Linked DNA regions of Mus musculus: region 2 is linked to region 1. Evidence: chromatin loops called from intact Hi-C (ENCODE). Cell type or tissue: heart. All regions are shown on one strand.

The links. Hi-C counts contacts between places; a loop is a spot of excess contacts. Peaks named below come from ENCODE experiments on the same cell type or tissue, not always from the same donor. Only the 100,000 strongest peaks of a DNase experiment are listed, where the experiment ranks them.
Region 2: a loop joins it to region 1, with 6 times the contacts of the local background. A loop is called at or near these places in 6 of 42 quality-filtered maps.

Annotation. Positions count from the first base shown.
Region 1 is chr10:37,482,680-37,485,179 of GRCm38, forward strand. No RefSeq gene overlaps it. Among named protein-coding and RNA genes, the nearest start is that of Gm31330, 47 kb to the left of the region's middle. In heart, no CTCF peak of the experiment used is centred here; a DNase peak (open chromatin) is centred at 1,082.
Region 2 is chr10:37,136,104-37,138,603 of GRCm38, forward strand. Marcks (myristoylated alanine rich protein kinase C substrate) reads right to left here. Exons shown (of 2, transcript NM_008538.2): 1 at 2,331-2,500; 2 at 1-832. The coding sequence starts at 2,432. The coding sequence ends at 5. Among named protein-coding and RNA genes, the nearest start is that of Marcks, 1.6 kb to the right of the region's middle. In heart, a CTCF peak has its summit at 1,002 (motif pointing right); DNase peaks (open chromatin) are centred at 308, 1,058, 1,658, 2,398 and 1 weaker place; H3K4me3 peaks cover 2,500 bases; H3K27ac peaks cover 2,500 bases.

The DNA.
Region 1 (2,500 bases):
CTGTTTTCTTTTCTTCCGTTAATGGAGCAATTTCCCTGCCCTGATTTTAAATTGAACCTCATTCTCTGGTGCTGTAATTAATCTATAATATAGACTCAATTCAAACATAACCCTCCTTGGTGAGGGTAAGGGAAAGCATGTAGACTGAGGTGTTGACGTGGCTAATTCTAAAAGCGAAGAAACCAGGTTGGGAAGAAATTCTTTCACAGGAAGAAGGATGACATGATTGGGACAGAAGTTGAGGAATTAGGTCATTGGAGTAAAAGCCCTTGGCTTTTACAATGATGGTAAAGCAAGCAAGCCATGGTAATGGATAGTAGAGATCTGTTCTGTGTTGGCTTTTCACTCATGTAAAATTGGGCACGTGAAAATCATCCTTCTCCTGCTCTGCCCACCCACTCATGTGACCAGCAGTTATTTTCCCTTTACATGGGCTCCTGCTAACATTCTGGCACAAAATAACTTACCTTTGTTTGTGCCATTTCAGGCAGGGAAATTGCTCCATTAACGGAAGAAAAGAAAACAGTACAGCCCAAAGGTAAGGCAATAACTAATGAGAATGGGATGCGGAGCAAGACCATTTGAAAACCAAGTAGGTCAGGTTAAGGTTGTCATCTGTTACCAGACCTCCGCAGGTATAGATGGCTTTAACTTGAAGCTTTGGTATTGTCCTTTCTCACTAAAGAAAACAAAACAAAACAATAGCACAACAATGAAACCCTTTAAAATAAAATCAAATAAACAACCACTCCTTCCAAAAAATCCTAAGAATATTTTATGTATCTATTTATCCATTACTTTTTATTTATGAACTAGTTTCATTCTAGTTCATTCCATTTACAGTCTTGTTTATGGATCAATTACGTTTCATTTAACAACAATCAATGTAGAAAATAGAGAAACAAAGGACTCAGGCAATAATCTTCACATAAGCATGCAGAGATTGGACAGGTTCCTTAAAAATCCCTGAGGAGTTTGTGGGAAAACACAGTTAACCACAAAGCCATTCCTGGAATATTTCCGCTTGTCTGGCTCTGGATGATTCTTGGTTGTCACATGGCCGTGTTTCCTTGATCAGGGGCCACTTCCCATGGTGCCGGACACAGCTCTCCAGCTGACCTCTGAGGAATGGTGACACTAACTTCCTGACTCCTAGCTAGCAATATCTTTGATCTGTCTTTTAAAGAAGCAAATCTCAGAGAATAGACACTCAGGGAAAGAAAGGAAGGAGAAGGTTTTTAACAAAATAAAAAGGGGAAGCAGTTTCTGATTTTCCCCATTTATTCTGGATCAGCTTTTGAATATAGAAAGGTATTGTCCCAGGATGCATGTTTAGCAAATCAGCTATTCATGCTGGATCAGTGAAATGGGGCCAATTCTGTCTCCAGGTAACATTTACAGAATGAAACAGAACCAAATTCAAGTATTTTAAAAACTAACTAACTCTCTCTCTCTCTCTCTCTCTCTCTCTCTCTCTCTCTCTCTCTCTCTCACACACACACACACACACACACACACACACACACACACACACCCTCGAGTGCACATATATTGAATACTTTGTGTCCAAGATGAGTGGTCACCTCATCCAATCCAAACCATGGAGAATCTTCAGAAGGTAGCCAAAGTGGTAGGCCTTCCAGATTGGAATTTCAGGTGATATATTCCTACCTAACTGCATACTCAGTACTTTAACAAACGCAGTCTTACAAATATGCTAACAAACTCAATTGGCCTGGGAAGCTTTGCTTCTTTAGTCATCATGTTGTGTCAATCTTGTTATAAAAGGAAAACTCAAGAACAAGTGGGCGTCAGTGGGAGTCAGTGATACCAGAACATGATGTAATACTCAAGGAGGCCTCCAAATAAGGCTGCTTGGGACAGTCATTCAGGATTAAGTTGTTTGAAACAAATAGTCGGTATGCTTTGATTCTTCCTAAGATCCAAAATCTATCTAAATATATAAATAAAAAAATTATGAAGAAATGTCAACATGAATGCATGAATGTATTTACCTTAGTTTTTAGGCTCTGTCCATCAGAGGACAGCCTGTTCCCTGACATGTGTGTGCCTGCCTTTGGATTCCACAACACATTCCAGGAAAATGATATCCTAACTGGCTTGGCTGTTTACTCTGATGAGAGATTACTTGAACCTCATTTCTGTCCTCTTCAGTTTGTTTACGTTAAAGCAAAACATTCTCACACAGGAAAGGACTCCGTAATCTTTCTTAGTGGTGGAAAGCTTCTCTTTCCAGGGTCAGCAATTTTGTGTCTGTAAAGTTAATTAACAGGAGCTTGGAGACCCGTCCTTCAGGCTTCATGTCTGCATCCATGATCTTTGGCAAGGACAGAGCACTACCTCAGACATGGGATGAGATGTGCCAGTAATGGAAGCCTAACTATAATGGTGTTTTCAGCTTGCTTTCTTGTGATACCATAGAAGTTCTAATCACAATCATGTTTGAGGATCTAAGAGAATCCTCTGTGGGGAAAAAAGT
Region 2 (2,500 bases), 350 kb before region 1:
GAGCTTACTCGGCCGTTGGCGCGGGGGGCGCCTCCGGACTGCACTCGGGCTGCGGCTCCGGCGACGCGGCGGGGGCTGCGGACGCCGCGGCCTCGTCGGTGGCAGCGGGCGCCTCCTGCTCAGGCCCTGCGGCGGAGGACGCATCGCCCGCGGTGGCGCCGGGCGCGGGCTCCTCCGCCTTCTCCCCCGCCGCCTCCGACTGCTCCTCCGCCTGCGGCTCCTCCGCCGCGGGCTGCTCCGGCTGCTCCGGCTGCTCGGGCTCCGCCGCCTCGGCCTCCCGGGGCTCTCCGCCCGCCGCGCCCTCGGCGCCCGCCCCGCCTGCCTGCTCCCCGGGGGCCGCGGCCCCCTCGCCGCCCGCTGCGGCTGCAGCCTCGTCCTTGGCGCCTTCCGCGGTCGCTCCCTCTGCTTCAGCGCCCTCGCCCGACTCCTTCTTGCTCTTCTTGAAGGAGAAGCCGCTCAGCTTGAAGGACTTCTTGAAGGAAAAGCGCTTCTTTTTTTTTTTCGGGGTCTCGCTGCTGGGCGACGGCGCGGCCCCGTCCTCCGCCTTGGGCGACGACGTGGAGGAGGCGGACGCGCCCTCGGCCTCGGCGGCCGGGGAGCTGGGCTCGGCGGGCTCGGCCTCCGCAGCCTCCTTGTCGGCCGCGCCGGCGCCCGGCTCGGTGGCCGCGGCAGCCTCATCCTTTTCGGCCGCGGCGGGGGTCGCGGCACTGCCGCTCGCGGGCTCCTCCTTGTCGGCGGCCGGGGCGCTGCCGTTGGCTTGCAGCTCCTCCTTGGCGCCCGGCTCGGCGGCGGCGGGAGACGCGTCCCCGTTCACTTTTACGTGGCCATTCTCCTGCGGGGCAGAAAGAAAAAGACGGGGGCGTCACTCGGAGCGACCGACCCGCGCGGGGCAAGCTTCCGTGCCCGGCGGCCGGGGAGTGGACACAAGTCGCCCACATTCTGAGGCCTGCATCAGGTTCCCTTCCCTCCGCCTCGAGCAACGGGAGCTCCCGGGGCTGCGCGTTCCCGGGTGGCGCCGGCAGGGGGCGCTGCTCCTCCACCGCGCGGAGCGCAGCGGGGCGCGGGCGGGAGGGCGCCCAGGGGCGGGGCCACCCCACCCTGCCTAGCCGGGCCCTGCCCGCAGGCCGAGGCGCCCCCGAGCTGGGGATCGCGCAGCCCGGGAGTCCGCAAACAAAGCTCAGGTGGCTGCCCCGGTCGGCCTCTCCGAGGCTCGGCAACCAGCAGGGCTGGGGAAAACCCATTATGTCTGAAGTCTGGCCTCCGCTTCCACGCCCACCTTCGCCCATCATTCTGCAAATTGGGGTGCGCCCGGGCAGCTCCTTTTTGCATTTTTAACGGGTTTAAAGGCTCTTGACAGAGCACGTCTTGCCCCGGTAGGTTTAGAGCAGGCCTTTTTTTTTTTTTTTTTTTTTTTTTTTTTTTTTGGCTCTAGGAAAAGAGGCGTGGTGGGTGCTCGCTGTTTGGAAAGCAGCCACCCATGGCCGACCTCTTGAGCCCACCCAACCATGGCTCTCTGCCTGGGTCGCAGCAGCACTGAGGCAATCCTCGAGGGTGGCCAAGGTGCCACTCACACGAACAGTCCAGACCAAAACACCAGAACTGCTCCCTTCTTGGCAGGCAGGAAAGGGTCTTCAAAAACCCACTGAGAATTCCCACCACACCAGGATACCATTTGAAAAGTCATATGGGTGTGTAATTACACAGCTACCAAAGGGGGAGGGGAAGGGCCATCGCAAAGGCACTTGGAAAAGCTGCCTGTCCGGCTCTAACCAGCCACCTTTCCAAGAACCCGAGGCATACTGCCTCTGGATACAATAAGACAAGCCTTCTCAGCTTGCCTTTCTCCACCGCCATCCGCGTTGGCTCCCCCCTTCCTACACACACATACACACGCGCGCGCACACACACAACCACACCAGAAATCTCAAAGACGACCCAATCTCGACAATAAATACGTGAGCCACCCAAACACCACTGTGGCCCCAAATACAAATGCAACCTGGAGGGGCGTTGGGGGGGGGGTGCATCTAACTAGTCACGTTCAGCCAATCTCCAAACCACGCCATTTTAGACGATTTATCACTCTTCCTCCGGTCTACTCAAGAATTGGCCAGGATCCTTAGGAACCACTCCTTTGGGGTGGGGGTGGAGGGTACCCTTCCTATGAAAAATTGACAATTTAGGCTATCATTACCCATTCAACTTTCAGACTAGAATCTGGCTAGGCTCCCCTCCCTCGAATGCATCTCGGGCGCGACCAGAGGGAAGACGAGGCGTCCAGATTAGAGAAAGACACCCAAGAAATGCCAAGAACCACAGGTAGAATTTACCTGCCCATTTGCTTTGGAAGGCGACGAGGCCACAGCCGCCTCCCCGGGCCTCTCGGCGGTGGCTTCTCCCTTCGCTGCGGTCTTGGAGAACTGGGCACCCATGCTGGCTTCTTCAACAAAGAAACTCAACAGATCCAAGAGAGGAAACAAAGAGCCTTCGGTTGGTGTAA